2 separate regions of the Homo sapiens genome follow, and region 2 is linked to region 1. Evidence: chromatin loops called from intact Hi-C (ENCODE). Cell type or tissue: IMR-90. All regions are shown on one strand.

The links. A loop is a pair of places that touch in the nucleus more often than their neighbours do. Peaks named below come from ENCODE experiments on the same cell type or tissue, not always from the same donor. Only the 100,000 strongest peaks of a DNase experiment are listed, where the experiment ranks them.
Region 2: it touches region 1 in a loop (9-fold over the local background); 11 of 110 quality-filtered maps call a loop at or near these places.

Annotation. Positions count from the first base shown.
Region 1 is chr7:22,079,177-22,087,176 of GRCh38, reverse strand. No RefSeq gene overlaps it. Among named protein-coding and RNA genes, the nearest start is that of CDCA7L, 140 kb to the right of the region's middle. RefSeq lists cis regulatory regions at 3,373, 5,374, 6,878 and enhancers at 3,301-3,445, 5,302-5,446, 6,806-6,950, 7,967-8,000. In IMR-90, a CTCF peak has its summit at 4,117; a DNase peak (open chromatin) is centred at 4,136; H3K4me3 peaks cover 1,155 bases; H3K27ac peaks cover 320 bases.
Region 2 is chr7:20,774,231-20,782,230 of GRCh38, reverse strand. No RefSeq gene overlaps it. Among named protein-coding and RNA genes, the nearest start is that of SP8, 8.7 kb to the left of the region's middle. RefSeq lists enhancers at 4,932-5,512, 5,513-6,095. In IMR-90, a CTCF peak has its summit at 4,049 (motif pointing left); no DNase peak of the experiment used is centred here; H3K4me3 peaks cover 502 bases; H3K27me3 peaks cover 3,930 bases.

The DNA of each region.
Region 1 (8,000 bases):
GAATCATGGTGGAGGTTCTCCCCATGCTATTTTCATGATAGTGAGTGAGTTCTCATGAGATCTGATGGGTTTATAGGGGGCCTTTCCCTCCTTCACTCTGCATTTCTTCTTCCTGCTGCTAACTGAAGGATGCCTTTGCTTCCCCTTCCGTCATGATTGTAAGTTTCCTGAGGCCTCCCCAGCACTGCAGAACCATGAATCTATTAAACCTTTTTCCTTTATAAATTACACAGTCTTACGTATGTCCTTATAGCAGCATGACAGCAGACTAATACAGTAAATTGGTACCACAGAGAGTGGGGTGCTCCTATAAGGATACCCAAAAATGTGGAAGCAACTTTGGAACTAGGTAACAGGAAGAGGTTGAAACAGTTTGGAGGGATCAGAAGAAGACAGGAAAATGTGGGGAAATTTGGAACTTCCTAGAGACCTGTTGAATGACTTTGACCAAAATGCTGATAGTGATATAGACAATAAAGTCCAGGCTGAGGTGGTCTCAGATGAAAATGAGGAACTTGTTGGGAGCTGGAATAAGGGTGATTCTTGCTATGTTTTAGCAAAGTGACTGGCAGCATTTTGCTCCTGCCCTAGAGATCTGTGGAACTTCAAACTTGAGAGAGGTGATTTAGGGTATCTGGTGGAAGAAATTTCTAAGCAGCAAAGCATTCAAGAGGAAGCAGAGCATAGAAGTTTGGAAAGTTTGCAGCCTAAACATGGAATAGAAGAGAAAAACCCATTTTCTGGGGAGAAATTCAAGCCTGCTGCTGAAATTTGCATAAGTAATGAGGAGCCAAATTTTAATCTCCAAAACAATGGGGAAAGGTCTCCACGGTATGTCAAAAACCTTCATGGCAGTCCCTCCCATCACAGGTCCAGAGGCCTAGGAGGGAAAAATCATTTCCTGGGCTGGGTCCAGGGACCCCTGCTGTGTACAACCTAGGGACTTTGTGCCTTACATCCCAGCCGCTTCAGCTGTGGCTAAAAGGGGCCAGAGTACAGCTCAGGCTGTGGCTTCAGAGGGTGCAAGCCCCAAGCCTTGGCACCTTCCATGTGGTGTTGAGCCTGCAGGTACACAGACGTCAAGAATTGAGGTTTGGGAACCTCTGCCTAGATTTCAGAGGATGTATGGAAATGCCAGGATGTTCAGGCAGAAGTTTGCTGCAGTGGTGGAGCACTCATGGAGAACCTCTGCTAGGGCAGTGAGGAAGGGAAATGTGGGGTCAGAGCCTCCACACAGAGTCCTTACTAAGGCACTGTCTAGTGGAGCTGTGAGAAGACAGCCACCATCATCCAGACTCCAGAATGGTAGATCCACCAACAGCTTGCACCATGTACCTGGAAAAGCCACAGATACTCAGCACCAGTCTGTGAAAACAGCCAGGAAGAGGGGGCAATACCCTGCAAAACCACACAGGTGGAGCTGCCCAAGGCCGTGGGAACCCACCTCTTGCATCAGTGTGACCTGGATGTGAGACATGGAGTCAAAGGAGATCATTTTGGAACTTTAAGGTTTAATGACTGCCCTATTGGATTTCAGATTTGCATGGTGTCTCTGGCCCCTTTGTTTTGGCCAATTTCTCTCATTTGGAATGGGTATAATTACCCAGTGCCTGTACTCCCATTGTATCTAGGAAGTAACTAACTTGCTTTTGATTTTACAGGCTCATAGGAGGAAGAAACTTACCTTGTCTCAGATGAGACTTTGAACTTGGACTTTTGGATTAATTATGGAAAGAGCTAAGACTTTGGGGCACTGTTGGAAAGGCATGATTGTGTTTTAAAATGTGAGGACATGTGATTTGGGAGGGGCCAGGGGTGGAATGATATGGTTTGGCTTTGTCCCCACTCAAATCTCATCTTGAATTGTAGTTCCCGTAATCCCCATGTGTTGCAGGAGGGATGCAGAGAGAGGTAATCGAATCATCGGGGTGGTTTTTCCCATGCTGTTCTTGTGATAGTAAGTGAGTTCTCATGAGATCTGGTGGTTTTATGAGGACCATCGCTTATAAGGGTTTTCCCCCTTTGTTCAGCACTTCTCTTTCATGCCACATGTGAAGGATGTGTTTGCTTCCCCATCCACCTTGATTGTAAGCTTCATGAGGCCTCCCCAGCCCTGCAGAACCATGAGACAATTAAAACTCTTTCTTTTATAAATTAGTCAGTCTTGGGTATGTCCTTATAGCAGTGCAGGAACAGACTAATACAGCTAGTGAGTGACCAGGCTGGAATTTGAACCCAGGGCTGTATGATTCCAGAGGCCTGTTACTGGTTTTCAAATTTTGGCACCCAAGGTCACCTGCAGGGCTTATTAAACACAGATTGCTGTTAAAACGCAGATGCTGGGTGGGGCCAGAGCATCTGCCTTTCTAGCAAGTTCCAGGTCCTGCTGCTGGTACAACACCAGACTTTGAAAGCAGCTTTCCAAGCAGCTCTTGGACTTTCATGGCCATAAAAATCACCTGGGAAGTTTTGTTTGTTCATTTGAGCAGATCTTCTGGCCCATTCCAGAAGATTTGGATTTGGTAAATCCAAACAGGGCCCAGGAATCTGCATTGTAAACAAGCAAACCCAGTGATTCTCAGAGGATCAGTGGCCACCCTTTGAGAAAGAATGTATTTCCTGCTTCCCTGAAGACCGATGAGGTCCTCAGCTTTGATGGCACATTGGAACCACCCGGGAAAATTTCAGAAATTTGAAGCTGAACTGATGTCTGGGATTAACCCCGAAAGATTCTAATTTCAGGTAGTGTGGGGAGGGGGTGACCTGAGCCACTGGGTTTAAAGAAAATCTCATCAGGGTGACTCTAACATGTAGACAAATTTGAGAACCACCAGCACTGCTCAAAGTAATAAGCTACCAGAGGCTGGTGACCATATGCAAGATTCCGCAGCACTTAGGTAGCAGAGCCTGGGGGCCCCAGGAGTTCTAGTTCTTCCCCAGCACTCGATCAGAAAGGGTCCCCGTCATGACTAAGACCTTTTTCCAGCCCCAAAACCTGTACATTTTCCCAGACAACTCATCAAAATTAGCATACACTCATTCACTTATTCATTTATTCATGGACAAAATGGCCATGTGGAGGCCGGATGAACTGTGAGGGCACTGGGCCAGGTTGCCTGAATCTGACCCCAGCTTCGGCACTTGCTGGGAATGTGACACCGTGCACGTTCATTATGGGGTGCCTGGCTCTCCTTATTGGAAAACCTTACCTCCTAGGCTTCTTGTGAGGAATAAGTGAGTCACTGAAGATGGAGATCTTATAACATAGTAAGCTCTAAATTAGTGTGTTTTATAATCAATCATCGAAGAAATCTCTATCCAGCAGCTACCATGTGTCAGGCACGGGGTACAACGGAATAAAACACAAGGTCCCTTATCTAATTGAGCTGACAATCAGGAGAAGAAAGTGAAAATATATCATGTGAGGGTAATAAGTTACTGCGTTTCTCTCTCTGAACCCCTCAAATGCCCAGGGGCACGATAAGTGAGGGCAGCTGGACATCCTGTCCTGTGGGGTATCGCGGATGAGGGGTGTCGGTGAGGGAAGTGTGGCGGGTCAGGACGCCCGTTCACCAGTTCGCTGCTTTACTACCCGCCGCCTTCAAGCTGTCGGGTTAAACCTTTCCAAGAAGGCTCCCTTGAGCTCTCTCTCTCTCTTCCTCTTCCCCTTTGCTCCTTCCTTCTCTCCCTCCCGCAACTGCTCCCGGGGATATGTCCCACTGTCGCTAGTGTTTCAGTTTCTCCTGCAGGATTTCCGTATGGGGGTGGGGTGGGCTGGGCTGCAGCGGGGCGGGGCGTAGGAGCACACATCATGGGGCTGCAGCGGTGGCAGGAGCTCCGTCCGCAGGGCCTGTCTGACGGAGAATGGAGCGGATTGAAGGTCGCATCTTTTCTCTTCGAACTCTGAAGGCATCTCCCAGCCGGCACTGGGGGCGCTGGCCCCTTGATTTCCTAAAAGACAACCAGTCCCCCTGCGAGACCTCGCTGGCCATTCCCGCAGCCTCCCCTCTGGCAGCGCACGGTGGTCACGGGCGGGGGGTGGGGGCCGGAGAATGGCCCCAGGCCACTCCCCCCGCCGCGCTGGGTTGCTGTGCAGCGCGGTTCCGCGGGGCCTCGGCAGGTGTCGCTGTGGTCTGGGGAGTGAGCGTCTGCGAGTCCCCGGGAGGCTGGGCGCCGCCTGACGCGGTGTTGGGGGACCGGAGTGCTGAAGAGCAAACCGAGCCTTAGGCAACCGCAGTTCCCAGACAGAGACTGTTCCTGTTGCGGTGGAGGCAGGGGGCCTTTTGGTGAAGCAGGGAGAAACCTGGATTTGACTCTTCCCGGTCCGGTGGGATCCCAGGTGCCGCTGCTCCCTCGACCTACTTGGAGCTGGCAGGTGGATGGTTCTCGAAAGGCAGTGTGATCCCAGGGATGCAGATCCTGCGTCTCCACCCTGGAGTTTCTGATTAGGAACTAGTGGGTCGAGGCCCAGGAATTTGCAGCTTTAGCGCCTCTTCTGTCACAACGGGTGCAGTTCTTGCTTAGAAAAACACTAAATCAGAAAATCAATCAGATTAAGTCAATTTGCTGGAGGTTTTCCCAAACATCTGTGTTCTAGTTCAAAATATGTTTCATCGGGTAATTAGGAAATTACATTCGTAATTTTACCTCTGAGAAGGGCAGAAAGTGGCCATTCTCACTCCTGATCCTATAGCTCACTCCCCCTCATCTCAGCAGCGTCTGCTGTCCACTCATTCAGGCCTCCACTCAAATGTCATTTCCGGATAATCTTTTCTGATCACACTACCCAAGAAAAGCGCTCCCTCTCCACAATTCCCACCATCTTATATTATTGTTATGTATAACACTCATCAATATCTAAAAATGTTGTCACCCATTGTCCTTTTAAGTTCTTCCCTCTAATAAGGACTTTTTGGTCACATTTAGGTTTTCTAAAAAATGAAAATAATCACCTCTAATAACGAAACAATGACCGTGTTGCAATTGAAAGGCAAGTCCTATAGTCAAAATTTCAGTGTTGACTTTAAATTGAGGCACATCTTCCTCGCCTTGATCTTGAGTCTTGGGGGTGGGGTTTAGACAGGGAAGGGGTCCCGGTAGCTTCTCCTCTCCTTCTGTCCTTGGCCCTGTCCTCCTCCTTTCCCTTCTTGCTTTCCCAGGTTTCTGACTTTTCCAGAAGGCAGCCCAGGGTGGGAGCACTGGTGACAAAGCTGGAAAGTTCTGCCCTTCAGTGGTGACCCCACACTAGCACTTGCTGGTTGTGGTTACCTGCAAGAACTCCGATAACAAAAAAGTATTATGGTGCTGCAAAAGTAATTGCTGTTTTGGCCTTTAAAAGTAATGGGCAAATCGCAAATACTTTTGCATCAACGTAATACTAAAGATCTGCCACATGCAGCAAGTGCCAGTGTTGGGTCACGGGAGTACATACTCTTCCCTGTGTAGTCCTTTCACGGGGAGTGTGAACTCTCAGGGGGAAAGGCTTGGGGAACTGAGTCCTTCCTTACCTCCCTCAGCCCCTAGAAATGTAGTCATCCTCCAGCCAAGACCACTCCAGTTACTCCTGGCTATCTTCCCAGACAGGACCCAAGGTGACCCTACAAAAATTCTTCCTCTCCTGTGTTCCCTCCCCACTCTGGTTCACAGAAAATATTCATGCAATCTTGTCCAGGCTGGGTTTGCAGACCAGCCCCCGAGTCGCCCATCCCTTGGATTTATCACTGTGGGCCAGTGTGTTGTGTCCCCTAAGCACAGGACATCCAGAGTAAGCCCTTAGAGTAATCTTACTGAAGCTTCTTTAAGTGTCTGGGCTTTCCCTGGTGGGAGGTAGAGGAGGTAGGAGCCACAGCACAGTTGCAGCTTCTTCTGAAGAAATCTGCCTACTCTCAACCTCAGAACCATTTTATACTGTGGATACGTATATTAGGCAGTAATCAGGATAAATTATGTTTTAATATGTTGTTTTTTTAAAAAAAATCCATATTAATGCAAAAAAATTATAAGCAAAATATCAAAATTATAAATAAAGACAATATCAGTACTCCGGGTTTTAGAGGCACACAAGCAAGTGGGCTTTCTTTCCTCTCCTTTTTCCACGACTCCTTCCCACTTGGGATGTATTTTCTACTGTCTTGGAGCCTTTGCCAAAACTTCCATATAAAGACCATGAGGGCAGGGACTTTGCCGTGAAAATTGCTAAATCTTCAGTGTTGGCATTTGGCAAATATCTGGGAATGAATATATGAGTTATGGTTTCTGATTCTTGGATGTTCTTTTATTAGGGAATTTACAGTGGAAAATAGCTGTGGGAAAAAAAGCTTGGCAATGCTACATTTCACTTCTACATGTTGACTTTACCTCTATGACATAGCTTTATTTATTTTTTAACATTTATTTTAGGTCTGGGAGTAATGTGAAGGTTCGTTATATAGGTAAACTGCTGTCACGGGGGTTTGTTGTACAGGTTATCTCATCACCCTGGTATTAAGCCATAGTTATTAATAACTTAAGCCAACAGGTATTTTTTTCTGCTCCTTTTCCTCCTCCCACCCTCTTCCCTCAAGTAGACCCCAGTGTCTGTTATTGCCTTGAGTTCGTGAGTTCTCATCCTTCAGCTCCCGCTTATAAGTGAGAACATGTGGTATTTGGTTTTCTGTTCCTGCATTAGTTTGCTAAGGATGGTAGCCACCAACTCCATCCGTATTCCCGCAAAAGACATGATCTCATTCTTTTTTATGGCTGCATAGTATTCCATGGCATACATGTACCACATTTTCTTTATCCAGTCTGTCATTGTTGGGCGATTAGGTCGATTCCATGTGTTTGCTATTGTGAATGGTGCTGCAGTGAACACTGTGCATGTGTCTTTGTGGTAGGACGATTTATATTCCTCTGGGTATATACCCAGTAATGGGATTTCTGGGTCAAATGGTAGTTCTGCTTTTAGCTCTTCGAGGAATCACCATATTGCTTTCCACAATGGTTGAACTAATTTACACTCCCACCAACAGTGTATAAGTGTTCCCCTTTCTCTGGAACCTCACCAGCTTCTGTTTTTTATTTTTTTATTTTTAATCATAGCCATTCTGACTAGGGTGAGATGCTGTCTTATTGTGGTTTTGATTTGCATTTCTCTAATGCCCAGTAATATTGAGCTTTTCTCATATGCTTTTTGGCTGCGTGTGTGTCTTTTGAAAAGTGCCTGTTCATGTATGACATAGATTTAAAATATAGGTGTGGCTTGCACTTATAAACCCAGCTACTGCAGAGGCTGAGGCAGGAGAATAACTTGAGGCCAGACTTTTGAGACCAGCCTGGACAACATAGCAAGATGCTATCCTAAAAATAAAACAAATTAGCTGGGTGCAGTGGCATGCACCTGTAGTCCCAGCTACTTGGGAGGCTGAGGCAGGATGATGTTTTTTTCCAAATGTGTTTTTGTTGTAGGTAGCATTTGGTTTTCTTTTTCATTTTACAGAATTAAACAGAAGAGTCACAATCATATGCTAGACCACTGCCTATTTTAGGTTTTGTTCCTGGCTACTAATTTTACTTTTTATTATTTAAAATTCAACTTACAGTAGAATTAAAAATATTTGGCAACCAAATCTCTATTTCTGTGCATCAGTACAATAAGGTAAGTATAAAGTCACATAGTGCAATAAAATTTCTCCTCTTAAAAGGTGAAAACTTTCCTTTCTTGGTGTGTTTATTAATCTCTTATAATACAGTTGCATTATAAATCACTCCTTAAAATACTGATATCTTATACACCTTAGCTGTCCTATTACTGTAACTTATTTACATTGAGCTCCATTGCTTCCAGAGTTGGTTCCTTCCAGTGGGTTCTTGGTCTCGCTGACTTAAAAAATGAAGCTGCGGACCTTCGCAGTGAGTGTTACAGCTCTTAAAGCTGATGTGGACCCAAAGAGTGAGCAGCAGCAAGATTTATTGTGAAGAGCGAAAGAACAAAGCTTCCACAGCGTGGAAGGGGACCCCTG
Region 2 (8,000 bases), 1.3 Mb after region 1:
TTTATCTTCAGTTAATTGTCTAATTTAAACAAAATATATCCTTGTTTGTGGTAATATTTAAATAATTACCTTTAAGATGTTAGATGGAAAGATCTATTTGGCAAAGCTGTGTTTTCTCTGTTTACCAAGATAAAGATTATAGTGTCTAAGGAATGTAATTGATTATTTACCAGTAGATTTAGCTCATAGCATCAGGATTTACTGACCTCTTAAAATTTGTACTAAGTCACAATTCAAAGAAATTTCACCATTCTCTTTCCTTCTCAGTCTCCAGAAGGAGTCAGGTTGTTGGCCATTGATTGCATTAGTATTTAAAAGGCCAAGCCTTACATTGGAAGATCAATACATCTAAAATAAAAACATGGGTTTGGGGATAACTTTTGTTGTTAGGAGGTGGAGGAGGTCAAGCTAACAAAAGCTTGTTTTTGGCATTCCAAGTCTTAGCTAAAGATTATGTAGAGGTAAATATCAGTAGTAGATTCCTGTTGAAATGAGTTATCTGTTCTTTTAAAGTCTCTAAACAGCCACCAAAGAAAAGGAAGGTTAAACCTTAATCTATTTACTAGGCTATTGTTCATAGGTGTCAATGATGCCAATAAAAAATACTGTCTTGTTATGTCTAAGTGCATTTAGCAATGGGTGTTCCTGAGCCATACTTTGAAACATAAAATACTCTAAATGTTGATTGATGTTATATCACTATTTCACTATTAGATTAATATTATTATTTTGAATCAAATTGAATAAAAAGTTAGTGTGTTTGGATTCTTACAAGTTTAGCTTCTTTATTTCTGTTTGCAATCTCCCCACCCTAAGTATAGTCTTGGTATACATCTTGAACTGAAAAATTTTCCATTGAAATCTATATATGGTAATTATAATGCATAGAAGCAAGTGAAAATACAAAGTGCTATGAGCACTGTAAATTGAGAGGAAAAAGCAATTAGGGATAAAAGATGTTTTAGAATAATATAGCTCGTGTCCAAGTAGGTGACACCTTTAATCCTGCTGTCTATGCAGGTATTTGAGGCCTCCAGTCTCTATGGTTCTAGACAAACAAGTTAACTCTGATTCTTTGGTATACTATAGTTCTAAATAATGGATTTTAAAAGTAAAATAGTTTCTTTCTGTCACTTTCTTCCTAGGATAACAAGCAGAACACAGTTTAAGTGTTGTTTCTTTTTTATTGAAAGTTGCAATGCTGAGGGATTCGGAAAGAGCGGTTCTGAAGGAGTTAAATGTAGTGGCAGGTAAGAGGAAAGCTGCTTGGTACATTTATAATATCAGTTGCATTACATGCAGAATCAACATTGATTTAAGAGGTGGGTTATGACAAGGAGAAATATTGTCTGGAAGAAGATTTCTTTGGGGTGATTGAAGGGGGACATTTTTTCTGCTGTACAGATGTGCAAACTTTCCCTTTCTTCCTTCTGGCTCCTCACCCTTCTAGCTTTGCTTGGTTTGTTTTGGTGGTTATGGAACAGTATTTCTAGCTTAATTTTCTGCAGGGTGGGCAGGGTTCTTTTGGGAAAACAGAAGATGAGGTACCAAATTGTGATTTTTTTTTTTTTTTTGTTCCTGTTTTGTCCCTGATAAAGCACTTCCTGGCAGTAGCTGGAGGCTCACTCAAGTGAAGTCAAAGGCCAGGTCTCACTTTGAACCAAGGGACAAGCTTCCAGTCTGGCAGATCAAGATAGAGTTAAACTAGTTGTTGACCCAGAAGTCAGGCCAGCATATATCAGCCCACCCTCCAGAGTCTGGAAAGGGCTGCCAATCCAACCATTTCCATTTCCTACCTCATCTCTTCTACAAACTTGAATGTTTCTTCCCTATCCTGCTTTCTCCTTTTTTGGCTCCTTCCTTCCTCACCTTCTCTCTTTGTGGATGATCTCTTTCACTGAGATATGTGTAACTGTGATTTGTTGAGGCTGGATTACCAACTGAAATATTTTATGTAAGAAACTTAATTTAAACCAATATGATGACTTCCTCTCAGAACAACTGATGCTGGAAAAAGCTCCTGAATGGGTTTGCCTTCCTTCCGCCCTGCTCCTACCGGAATCTTGGCATAACTTCTCAACTGGGCTTCCTTTGGTTAGAGAATACTGAAATTAAAATTTAAAGACAAGCAGGTGATGAGACTGGACTCCTAAGTAGGCAGATCGATAATTTTGCTATCATTTTCATCTTCATGGATCTTTTGGTGAGGTTATTAAATGGAATGCTACAGAAGGCTTGTAGAGGAATTTTTTTAAAAATAAATATTGTAGAGGATTGCTCAAAGGTCAGATGATCTTTTTGGCTGATAAATTAAGGCAGAAAAAGGGGGAAAAAAGTGTGGATTTGATTATTATCTGTTTGCTAAGATGGTAAAGATAAATATTATCATGAAGAATTTAAGAATTTTGCTCAGTGTTTTGTACAAACAGCCTCAAAAAGGGATTGATTTGATGCAGGTATTTTGAATAAACTGTGGTTGTTCATTTTACTACTGATTTTTGCTGCTTCTGTCCAAACAGGCATTATTTCTCTTTACACTCCTAAGAAAAACCCAGATATTACCAACATCTTTATCCTTCTCTCTCTTTTTAAAAGTATGGTTTCTGCAGTTGCTTCCTTCCTTCCTTTCTTCCTCCTTCTCTCCCTCCCAATCTCCCTCCTTTTTAAAAAATGGCGCAGAAGATCAATTCTGTGCCTGTATTTCAAGAAAATGGTGTTAAAGTAAGGAATCGAAATATAGTAATGCTGTACCCATTTTAAAGTCAGGGCTTTGGTTTTGGGTGGCATCTTTTGAAGACTGCTCAATATAAATAGTTGATGTTATTTTAAAAATAAGATTCAGAATTTTCTCCCTGTTTATTCCCTGCTTCCGGATTAAAGGAAAGCCGCTAATTCCTTGCCATCCTGGACCCTAGCCGCTGCGGTTTAAGGGGATGCGCGTCAGTGGCCATGTCTTTAGATTCGCTGCTCTCCCTGTGAGCAGAAATGTTGATTTGCTGCAGCGGCGGGGAGGGGGGATCTATTTTTCCCTAGTCCCTCGGCGCATGTTTAATTTAATTTAATTTTCTGCGGAGTCTCTTGGCGGTGAGGAAAGCAGCCTTATACATTTTGCTTTGGTTCCTAACGAACAGTGGGAGAGCTCTAGGGACAGCGGGGAGGGCTTGAGGTGACCTAGAACTCGGAATAAAGCCCCGCTACAAGCTGTCGCTTTTTCCTGGTATTCTAGTACCGTTTTTGAAAGTCCATCTACCGGAAATGTTGCTTTTTTTTTTTTTTTTTTTTTTTGAGATGGAGTTTCGCTCTTGTCTAGGCTGGAGTGCAACAGCGCAATTTCGGCTCACTGCAACCTCCGCCTTCCGGGTTCAAGCGATTCTCCTGCCTCAGCCTCCCCTGTAGCTGGGATTACAGGCGACCGCCACCACGCCCGGCTAATTGTGCATTTTCAGTAGAGACCGGTTTCACCATGTTGGCCTGGTCTCGAACTCCTGACTTCAGGTGATCCGCCAGCCTCGGCCTCTTAAAGTGCTGGGATTACCGGCGTGAGCCACCGCGCCCGGCCTGGGGCTGCCGCTTTTAAAAAGCCCATTCCTCAACTTTGCTTCTCAGGCACCAATTTCTTGCTGCGCGGGAGGAAACGCTGGCAGCGACCTCTGCTTCTCTCGCAGGGCGCTGAGCCGAGGTCCGGCCTGCCCAAAGTTCCCTTCGTTCTCTTTTCGAATGAATTCTGCGAGAGGTTTTGAGCCTGGGAGGATTTCCCTCCCTTTCTAAACGCTACCCTCCGCTTTCCTCTTCCCAGCTCCTCGAAGTGCCCAGTACATTGAGAAAGACCCCGGGGCCCTCCCGGGGAGGGTTCCGAACTGGCGATCCGCACGGTCCGCTTGCACGTAGCAGCGAAGAGTGAGGTGGTGGTCTGGGGTCTCCCCGCGAGCCCTGGCCCCGGCCCGGGCCCGCCGCTCCCCTCGGGCTGCGGGCCGGAGCAGCCCATCGCCGCGCCCACCGCACACAAAGGCACCGCGGCCGCCTCCGCCCGCTGCACGGACAGCGAGCGCCACCCTGTGCCCTGCTCCCGTTCTGCAGCGCGCTCAGCGCGGGCAATGCCGGCCAGACCCGCCCCGCCAGTCCCGGGCCTCTGACCTTGGGCAAACCCACGGTGGGAATGCGCGGGGAGCCTCCCCCCGCCCCGCTCGCCTGTGGGCTCTCAAAAGACACTCGGGCCGGACGGGGTGAGGGATTCCCCTGCCTTCGCTTCCCTCCCTCGCTTGCTCTGTAGTTTTCCCGCACCAGCCCGCTGCCCTGCGCCATCCTAGGGCCTCGGAGCCCGGGGAATCTGTCCCATCCTGTCACGGGGTGCCGCGCTTGATCTTTCTGCCCGTGCCACCGGAGGCTGCTGCGGCGTGGACAGACTCAGATTCTTCTTCCTGAACTTGTTCAGCTTTCTCTCTGTCCTGGCCCACGACTGCCTGCCTTTCTTCACCTCCTGTGCTCTTTTCTTGGCCAAACTGCTTTGTGTTCACTCGCACCCGCCTCCTCTCCCCAGCGACGTCAAAGTGCAGCGTCCTCCATAGGTGGCAAGATTTATTCTTGTCATTTTATCATGGGGTTGGCAGACTCGACGAGTGAAGGAACTTGCCCACATTTCCCCACACTGTTATCATAAAGAAGGCGCAATTAAGTGTGACTGGCTGTGAAAACTCTGCGCTTTTTAGTTTCAGGATATCAAAAAAGTTTAGCTACCCTGGGACTAACAGAAAAAGTGATGGATAGATAGGTGGATGGACACAGATGTAGAATCACTGAACCTGTTGAACAGAACTCTACTGCATTGCACCCAAAACCCAACAACCTCTCATGGGCTTCCTTCCCAATGCTCTTCTCTCCCGACTCTGGGCCTCTGGGTCTTTGGGGACTGCTACCAACATTCTGAAGGTCCCTATTCTGGTGACATCTGAAAGGAGATCAAGATAGATCAACCCTTCGGAGAAGAGCGTCATGCTCCGCTTAAAGGTCTTTATTTGGAGAATGTACCTGCCTCTCCCCGGGCTGCCTGAGGAAAGGAGCTGGCTCCTGGTAAACCTTTCCCCAGCCCCACCCCCTGACTCTTTTAGGCGCCTCTAGGTCTTAGGCCTTCTGGTCTTGGAAGTCATCGCACAGGTTCGGATCTGTGGGTTCCACTTTGTATTCTCGAGACATGCCAAGGATTAAACTTGGCTTTTATGGGTGGTTAGATACGCACTATGTACATGCATTTAAGGCATCCTGTGATGAGGCTGCAGCATAAATCTTCTCCCGCACTTATATTGAAAGAGCTCTCGGAGACGCACACCTGCGCGTGACAGGGCTCCAGTCATGTCCCCTCGTGGCTAAATCCACGGGCTCCACTGACCCCAATCCCCCACAGTGGGGAAGGAAGGAGGGCCGCCTATCTTCGCTTGCAAGCCCCTGCAGCCGCCGGTAGAAGCAATCTGGCTTCCCGGAGCTCCAGGATATAATTGACACGTCCACCTCCGGAGCCGCCACCACTCTCCTCCCTCAAGCCAGCCGGCGATGTGAGCCCACACCCCCACCCCCTCTCTCCGGGGTCCGGAAAGCTGGGAAGCGCTGGAATGCCGCGTTCTCTCACCCTATTGTGCCTAGGTGTTGCAAACCACTGGAGGACAGAGCTTCGCGCTTTGATCTCATGTCCCAGTCATTCTTTAGCACAGAGGGGTGAGTTTAAATTAAATTTCTTTCTCTGCTGATAAGTCGTAATGGGCCTCAGAAGGTGAATAATTATGCAGTAACATTTCATGGGTTGTTGGAGTGGGAATTCCCACTGCGCTGTCATCAAGAACAGAATTTCCCTCGTACGCTCAATGCTAAAAGAAGCTTTGCAAGTAAGCCACAAGTGTCTTTCAAATCTCGATGCAGATGATCTAGTCCTTCCCTACTCACCTTTCTTGCCCCTACAAATCTGTGTCGTCCTTTATTTTTTCATTCGTAGTTTATAAGTGGTTTACGAATACTTTTAAAATCAGTGCTAAAGGATCTTATATTTGAGGTAAAAAAAATACTTAGCTTTGATGATTATGCATTTCTATCAAGACAAAGCACACACTGATGAAAGCTGGGGCCGCATTTTCCTGGGAAAAGGCAGATGAGCCACCTGAGATTTATGTCCAAATACCTGGATTTAGTCTGGCCAACTATCTTCACTTCTTTTAGTGAAATAGTGCTTTTTGGTTTGATTCCTGAGGAGAGTCCGGACCCGAAGTTGCTGCAGGGATAAGATTTGATCATTAGTGTTCTGAAGGTATCTAGTTGCAGTTGAGAAATTGACTTTCCATGCAGGAAGGTTAAAAGGCAAAATGCCTTGGCTGCTTCACTCAAAATAGCCACCTGCCTATTAGAAAATGTGGACTTAATTCTTGGAGATATCAATTTATATTTAATTTCCCTCCAACCTAGATAAAAAAAACAGCATCAACAGTTTGGATATTGTAAATGGGTCATGACATTTTGATACTCAAAAGAAAATCAGACCCTTAAAGAACTCTCTAAAATTGTAATTTAAAAGCACAATGGACTCTTTATTGTTTTGTTTTTTTAAAAAATCCTCTATACCCCCATTCACTTTAGTGCTTCATCGCATAGCATTTTCATTGTTTACTTTTTGTCCCTTTACATGTCTTCCTTTAAATGAATTGAGCTCCCTCAAGCTTTAAGATTTCCAAATCAACACACAGAAACTGGAGCCTGCTTACCAAGTTTTCACTCCTCTCTTGGCAACTAATTTGAAAGGGCTCAAACAATAAGTTGATTTACATTATGCTCATTTTACCCTGAAATCTGTGCGAATGTTGAAAAACCCTTAATCTTTCACCTTGGGTTATCTTTACATCTTTGGGGGAACCAATCCTTCCAGCTTTAAGTTTTTTAGCTACTCCATTTTAAGCGCTGAAATAGAAGAAAGAAAGTAGATCTTTTTCTTTTTTCCCCTAAAGTTCAAGTGATTGTCTAGTTCAACTGAAAATAAAGGATTTGTACTGCCCAATTTTGCACCCAATTTAATGTCCCTAATTATGTGGCACCCTATCATCAGGTTTCCATCATTTCAGGAAGTTTTGTGCTCATTCTTGTACACTGATCAATGCTTCATTTTTCTCTTACATGCCTATCTCTTATGATTATTATTTTTTTTCTAAGCAGGTCTTTCCCCTTTCAATTTAACAAACAATGGCCTTATTGCAGGGAGGTGGGGAGGGGAGCTAGTACCAGGTGGAAATGTGTTTAAAAGACATTCACGTTATTTAGCTTTAAAAATATTATTGAGTTATATATTCTCTTTAACAGAATTTACACAGACTTTTTCTATAGATAAATGAAACTTTTATTTAGGGCAAAATATTTTTTATAACATTAAATTATATTTCTCCCAAAACTTTAAGAAAAGAAAGTTTTTATAGATGACAATTCAGTGGCTTTTTACTATGAGGCAAAGTAACTTTTGCTGTTTCTCCAGTAAATAACTATTTGACTTAAAACTGCAGTGGTTAAGTTTAAGGTCCATATACATTATACTTCCTGTGTCCTCAGTATTGACATATTTTAGTGAGTTTCACAATTGAATGTTGTCATAGCAATGAACAGAGATCATTAAAACAACCTCGTAAATATTTTGGCTACAAATACTGTATAGTTTTCAGTAGAAAGCATATGATATATTAATAATTCATTTCATATGTAATTATTAAATTTGAAATGCATTGCTTAGTGATGTGTTCACTAAGTGTTTTAGTATGTATATCCAGGAAAATCAGATTTGGTGAACTTTTCATTCTTGAAGTTCTGCTTGTTGTTTTGTAGAGAAAATATTACTTTCACAATAGAGGTATAATAGATCCCTGCTGTAAAGAAATAGTATTAATAATTTATGTCCATGAAGGGGTTTGGAACTACTTTTATTATTTTATGCTGCAAAAGCAGTGGCATATTCTTTTTCCCTTCAGTTTTTAAGTAAACTT